Linked DNA regions of Mus musculus: region 2 is linked to region 1. Evidence: chromatin contacts called from ENCODE Hi-C or POLR2A ChIA-PET data. All regions are on one chromosome and are shown on one strand. The core of a region is the stretch at or near the end of the contact, and the rest is flanking DNA. Distances in the headings are between cores, read along the strand shown. Region 1 has its middle 7.0 kb from the start of Gm23699. Region 2 holds the start of Smim6 (small integral membrane protein 6).

Region 1 (3,311 bases), core at 796-3,295:
CCTTCATGCCTTCAAAACCTGTACCACCTGGGTGACCCTTACATATTACCAAGTCCCACTGCAGCAGGAGTACAACCTTGGCTATCTCTGGAACACAGCCTCTTTGTGCTCTCAGAAAACACTTCCCAGAAGATGTCACCTCAATGATGCTGGTCTCTTCTTAATCATCACTAATTTTTTAGCTCCAGCTAACTAGCATCAATAGTCCCAGTAATGCAAAAGTTTCACTTTAGTAGTTCTGGTATCTTGTTAATCACAGCTGATTCTTCACCCCAGCTAACCAAAACCACAGAATCTTCACAATCAAAATAGCAACTGCCCTGATAAGAGTCTTTAATCTTCCCTTTGAAATTTCACAAGTCCGCACTGTTCTCAACATTCTTTTCCAAGCTCCTACAGAACACCCCACAGAGCTCTTAAGCAATGGCTCTTCTAGCCCAAAGTTCCAAAGTCCTTCCACAGTCCTCCCCAAAACTTGGTCTGGTTGTCACAGGAATACCCCACTATGCTGGTACCAATTTGTCTTAGTCAGGGTTTCTATTCCTGCACAAACATCATGACCAAGAAACAAGTTGGGGAGGAACGGGTTTATTTAGCTTACACCTGCACATTGCTGTTCATCACTAAAGGAAGTCAGGACTGGAACTCAAGCAGGTCAGGAAGCAGGAGCTGATGCAGAGGCCATGGAGGGATGTTACTCAGTGGCTTGCTTCCCCTGGCTTGCTCAGCCTGCTTGCTTTGCTTGCTTGCTTTGTTTGTTTGTTTGTTTGTTTGTTTGTCTTTCAAGACAGGGTTTCTCTGAGTAGCCTAGACTGGCCTTGAAGTCAGAAATCCACCTGCCTCTGCCTCTGCCTCTGCCTCCCAAGTGCTGGGATTAAAGGCATGTGCCACCACTGCCCGGCTCAGCTTGCTTTTTTATAGAACCCAGGACTACCAGCCCAGGATGGCACCACCCACAATGGGCCCTCCCCTTTTGATCACTAATTGAGAAAATGCCTTACAGCTGGATCTCATGGAGGCATTTCCTCACCTGAAGCTCCTTTTGCTGTGATAACTCCAGCTTGTGTCAAGTTGACACAAAACCAGCCAGTACAATAGTGTTTTGTTCTTTGGGAATTTTTTCTTTATTATTAGTGTGTGTGGGCATACATGTTTGTGTATGCATACATGTTCTGTAGCTGCCCACCCCTCTCTCTCTCTCTTTTTTTTAATCTTTGGCTATCTTTATTTCTTTTTTTTATTAGATATTTTCTTTATTTACATTTCAAATGCTATCCCGAAAGTTCCCTATACCCCCCTCTTTAAAAATATAAATGTTGAATACTAAAATATGTTTCTTTCAGTTGGGGGTGATTAGATACATGTTTTCTTGGCAGAACACTGGAGACAGGTGAACTCTCTTAGCTTCACACACACACACACACACACACACACACACACATGCGCTTTTTAAAAATCTCAAAGAACTGCATTCTGCCCAGCAGAAACCGACCCAGACAGCCACGGAAGGGACCCTTGGGTTCTTTCCATAAGGTTTCCAATTATTATCCCCTCTACCCTCTCCTTGGGACCCTGAAGCAGCTGAAGGAGCCGCTATGTGACCTCAAGTATCTGTGTCCAGGAGGCAAGAAGAGAACCTAAAGGGAGGAGAATGCTGACAATGTGGGCTGGGCGAGCAGAGAATGCTGGGAATGAGCGGCAGTCCAGAGTTCAGATCTGCAAGCTTGCCTTGGCCCCTCCCTGACACCCTTCATGAAAGATGACGCCAGGAGTCTCCCGGAGAGGGGCTCTTTGCTTCAGGAGTTATGATTCCTGCTTCTGAATCATATTGCTTTTCTGAGCCCATGTGTCTTATTATAGCTGGAAAGATTTCATCCAGTCTGGCAGCAAAGTAAATCCACTGTCAAAATACTCCCTATACTTAGGGCCCAAGAGGACGGCACAGGCAGCTGCTTTTATTATCAGACCACTCAGCCATATGCTTGGCCTGGCACCTTGTTTGTGTCTTTGTGTTCCTGGTACAGGGGGTGGAAGCCATGGCCTTGGGGATGGTTGCCAAGTCCCCTGCCACCGAGTTATAACTGCAAATGGCTTTTTACGGTTTATTTTTGAGGCAGCATCTCTTTAATTTGCCCGGGCTGGCCTGGAACCCGCTCTGTAGCCCAAGCCAACCGTGAACTTGGGATCTTCCTACTTCAGCCCTACAAATAGCTGAGATTACAGGCCTGTACCCCAGGCCCGGCTTAGAGCAGAGTGTTTGGGAAAATAATCCTATCCAGTGCTCCAGTGCTCTTCAACAGTAATTTCCTTCCAGAGTTGATTTGTTTTTAAAACTCAGTGATTTAATGTGGTATGTTGTGAATCTTTTCCCAAGCGGAAATCTTTTTTTCCAATAATCACAGAGAATTCATTAAAGAGATGGTCAGATTTCTGGGGTTCTTTGGCTGGATCTCAGTTGATGGGCAGTTTAGGGTTTCCAACTTTTAACTTTTAGTATGCTTTTTAAAAAAATTTGGGGCCTGGAGAGGTGGCTCAGCGGTTGAGAGCACTGACTGCTCTTCCAGAAGTCTTGAGTTCAATTCCCAGCAACCACATGGTGGCTCAGGACCATCTGTAATGGTGTGTCTGAAGACAGCGACTATGTACTCACATACATAAAATAAATATTTAAAAAAAAGGTAATAAAAGACACACAGGGGTGGGGTGGGGTGGGGTGGCGGCAGCACACACCTTCAATTCCAGCACTTAGGAGCCAAAGGCAGGGGGACCTCTGTGAGTTCATGGCCAGCCTGGTCTACAAAGCAAGTTCCAAGACAGAGAGGACTATAAAGAGAAATTCTTTTTTTTTTTTTTTAAAGATTTATTTATTATATGTAAGTACACTGTAGCTGTCTTCAGACACTCCAGAAGAGGGAGTCAGATCTCATTACGGATGGTTGTGAGCCACCATGTGGTTGCTGGGATTTGAACTCCGGACCTTCGGAAGAGCAGTCGGGTGCTCTTACCCACTGAGCCATCTCACCAGCCCCATATAAAGAGAAATTCTATCTAAAAAAAAAAAAAAAAAAAGAGGTAAGGAGAATTTCTGGAAAGATATGCAGGATATGCAGGAAATTTATATTAGTGACTCCAGGAGACAGGGATGAAAAACTGGGCAATAGGGGACCAATCTTCTACTTCATTTTATTTTATTTTTCTGGAGACAGGGTTTCTCTGTGTGCCCTTGGCTGTCCTGGAACTCACTCTGTAGACCTTGATAACCTAAAACTCAGAGATCCGCCTGCCTCTGCCTCCGGAGTCCGGGATTATAG
Region 2 (3,292 bases), core at 29-2,528, 180 kb after region 1:
AAACCAAACCAAAACAAAAAAGAAAAGAAAAGAAAAGAAAGAAACAAAGAAAATGTCACCAGAGAGGGGCCAGCAAGATGGCTCAGTGGGTAAAGGAACTGGCCACCAAACCTTAAGACCTGAGTTCAATTTCTGGAACCTACTTCCACAAGTTGTCCACTACCCCTTCTCCATACACACAGAGGCCACGGCATACGTGTGTGTGTGTGTGTGTGTGTGTGTGTGTGTGTGTGTGTTTATGAGCATGCGCACACACGCACAAAATGTATAAAAAAATTTAATGTCACGAGTTTTACAAAATGTGCCAAAGTTTAGTTATGTTTCTATTGTTTCGATGGGACTATGGAGTGATAGCAAAGTGGTCACATAGGTATTAATAGAGACAACAGCTGTCATCTGCTCTAAGAGCTGACTATACAGCTGGCTCCAAACTCCAACTGTACCAGCTGCACAACCGAAGTTGCTTAACCACACTGTCTGTCCTTGCTGTAAAATTGGAGTTGTGGTTGTCATTACTGCTTCATCTGTTGATACCATGTCAACGTTGTTATCATAGAAACAAGCTCAGCTGCTATACACCAGTCTGGGAACAAACAACTGACTCTTGATAAGAACCTCATTTAACTGATGGGCACAAACCATACCAGGGTGTGCCAGAGTCCCGCCTGCTGGCTGTGTGCATCTGGCAGGCCAGGAAGTCAGTGAGTTTTACACAAGGAAATGGCAGGCGACAACGCTTTCCTGAGCTTGTTCCTCACCTGTCACCACTCCAGGTTAGACCCCAGAGGATTGGATGACAGATACCCTGGCATCCCAGAAACTGTTATTCAGTGAGCATTTCCCAAACTCTGACGGCAGGATTGATGATGCACTAGAACGCAAGCCCTTCAGAGGCAAAGACCCACCTCTCTGATCTTACAACGGGCTATGGCAGGCCCACATGCCTAAGCTCTGAAAGGAGTCAACAGTGGCCGCCAAGTTCCGAGCAAGGCCAGTGTAATTAGTCCCCTTCCAAGGCGTGTGTGTGCACGTGCGTGCATGTGTGTATGTGTGTGTGTGTTGTGTGGTCGCCCCCTCTCCAGCTTCTTCTCTCTCTCTCTAACCACAGAACCAGCAGAGGCCATGCCAGAGGCAGGTACTGCGGGGAAAGGCTCCATGTGATAAGCTCTCCTACTCTTACCCAGAAACCTGTTCCAGGCAGTTCCTGCCAGAAGTGCAGTTAATCATTCACCCAAACCGCAGGAAGGAAGGAAAGAGTGCTCCCCTACGAGCTCTGAGAAGAGTGCTCCCAGGGAGATCTGAGAGCTCTGAATGGCTCTAAGGCCCAGCTCTCATCAGTGAGGCTGACAGGCGGCCTGGGGCACAGACCCACTCTCTCTTCTCACCCTAACTCAGGCTGACCTCTCTCAGGGACTTAAAACTCAACTCCTCCAATGCCATCACAGAAGGGTAGAATCCTAATGGAGGGAATGAGGGAGGGAGTGGCAGTTGCCAGGCAACCAGTCTAGCCCACCCTTGTTTGCTCTGGTGGTGGCAGCAAAGGTGTGGTCAGAGTATTTGGCAACTCCCTGGGCTGCCAACAGCAGTTTCTCTGAGTTGGGGCAAAGCTGTGGTCACCTGGAAGCCTCTTCCACCCAGGAACCCTGAAGTCTGAGGCCGGAAGGACAGCCTGACTTGCTTTGTCCTCAGAAGATTCAAGACTATTAACAGAAAACCAGGTAATGACATCTTTCTTCTTCTCCCACTCCCCAAACGGCTGCAGCCCCACACTCACCAGCTCCACTTCCGTAATATGGCAAGGCCTCCTGCTCCCAGCTGCATCCAAGGACACTCAGCCACGCTTTCTTCCTATCCACCACCAAGACTTTTTTAAGATTTATGTGTGTGCTGTTCTTACGTATGCATTTCCACACAGGCACTCCTGGTATTTTCAGAGGCTGGAGATGGTGTCAGGCGCCCTGGAACTGGCTTTGTGGAAGACTGTGAGCTGAGCAGCCAGGGCTGAAATAGGGTTTTCTGTTCTCAGCCGGCCTGGATCCCTGGGCTCAAGTAGGAATTCAGCCTTCTGTGGAGCTGAGACTTAAGTCACCATCACCCAGCTAGGCTTATAGACCAAGCTCTCAAAATGCCTCCCAAACATCTGGGAATTGGGACAATAAGAATAGGAGACCTACAGGTGTACACTTTAGGTTCTAGCTAGGAAGGCCTCAGGGACAGGAGAAATATCAGGCTCATAGCAGAGTTTTTCAGAGACTCTAGAGGTAGCCCTCAGCAGCTTCTAAGCAGGAAATCCCATTTCCCACTTTTTTTTTTTTTTTTTTTTTTTTTTTGGTTTTTTTTGAGACAGGGTTTCTCTGTGTAGCCCTGGCTGTCCTGGAACTCACTCTGTAGACCAGGCTGGTCTCGAACTCAGAAATTCACCTGCCTCTGCCTCCCAAGTGCTGGGATTAAAGGCGTGTAACCACCACACCCGGCTATTTCCCACTTTTTGATATTAGAGACTTTGAATCCAAAGACTCATCATCCCCGCAGGGTTGGCTAGCTAGCTGTGTCGAGCTGTCCAGAAGGTGTCATGGATAGCACCACTGGGCACAAGGACTTCAGAGCTCTCTGCACTCAGGGCCTCTTGTCTCCTCTCTTCCAGATTTCCATGGGCCAAATGGTACCACCAAGGAGCATCCAGAATGAAGACTTCTGGAAGAACCCGTGGGATGTGGGGGGCCTGACAGTGATTGGCTTGTTCACCTCCACGTTCCTGCTCTTCGTCTTATTTGCTGTTGTGTTTGGGTATGTGGAAAAGGCTGTGTTTGAAGAGGAGTGATCCGTCTCCTCCGGGTCCTAGAAGGCAGCAGAGAGAGAGGGGCTGATCTGCTCAGCCCCGACCAGCAGTGGGCTTCCATTCCCTCTGGCTCAAGAAAGAATCTCTGGGAACCATTGGACCTTGCCTAGGGGTTGGCCAGTTAGCCAGGTGGGAAGGCAGGTGTGGTACCATTTCTGGCTCTCTCACCCTGCACCAGCTGAACACTAAGCACACGGAGAAGAACTCTGCTCTGCCTCAGATGAGAGAGAGCAGCAGTGGCTAACCAGACCTTCTGATGAGAGTCCCTGCCCAAGCAGCTATTTTCAAGTCCTTGACAGAGAAGGACACGAAATGTCAAATGAAGTAAAACTTCCTTCTCAGATCCGTTATCGTGAGCTCATTTTCTACGCAGACATGTTCTTCTTTATGCTGGCTTCTCTAGCAACCTCACTAAGGCCTACAAGTCCTCGAGGGCTCTGACCCTGTGAACAG

The links. A loop is a pair of places that touch in the nucleus more often than their neighbours do. ChIA-PET counts read pairs that join two places held with the same protein, here RNA polymerase II (POLR2A).
Region 2: a map of left cerebral cortex shows a loop between it and region 1 (2.5-fold over the local background). The contact joins the promoter of Smim6 here to the enhancer-like site in region 1. A Hi-C loop is called at or near these places in 1 of 37 maps with a recorded cell type or tissue (left cerebral cortex). POLR2A ChIA-PET finds 5 or more read pairs at or near these places in 1 of 5 experiments (Patski).

What each region holds. Positions count from the first base shown.
Region 1 is chr11:115,732,483-115,735,793 of GRCm38, forward strand. No RefSeq gene overlaps it. Among named protein-coding and RNA genes, the nearest start is that of Gm23699, 7.0 kb to the left of the region's middle. Within about 2 kb of position 2,046, at least 1 of the 3 ENCODE cell types and tissues checked has a DNase peak (open chromatin) inside an H3K27ac peak, as active enhancers do.
Region 2 is chr11:115,910,739-115,914,030 of GRCm38, forward strand. Smim6 (small integral membrane protein 6) reads left to right here and starts at 1,279. Exons shown (of 2, transcript NM_001162998.1): 1 at 1,279-1,718; 2 at 2,645-3,179. The coding sequence starts at 2,651. The coding sequence ends at 2,821. The region is part of intron 7 of Recql5 (RecQ protein-like 5); the gene reads right to left.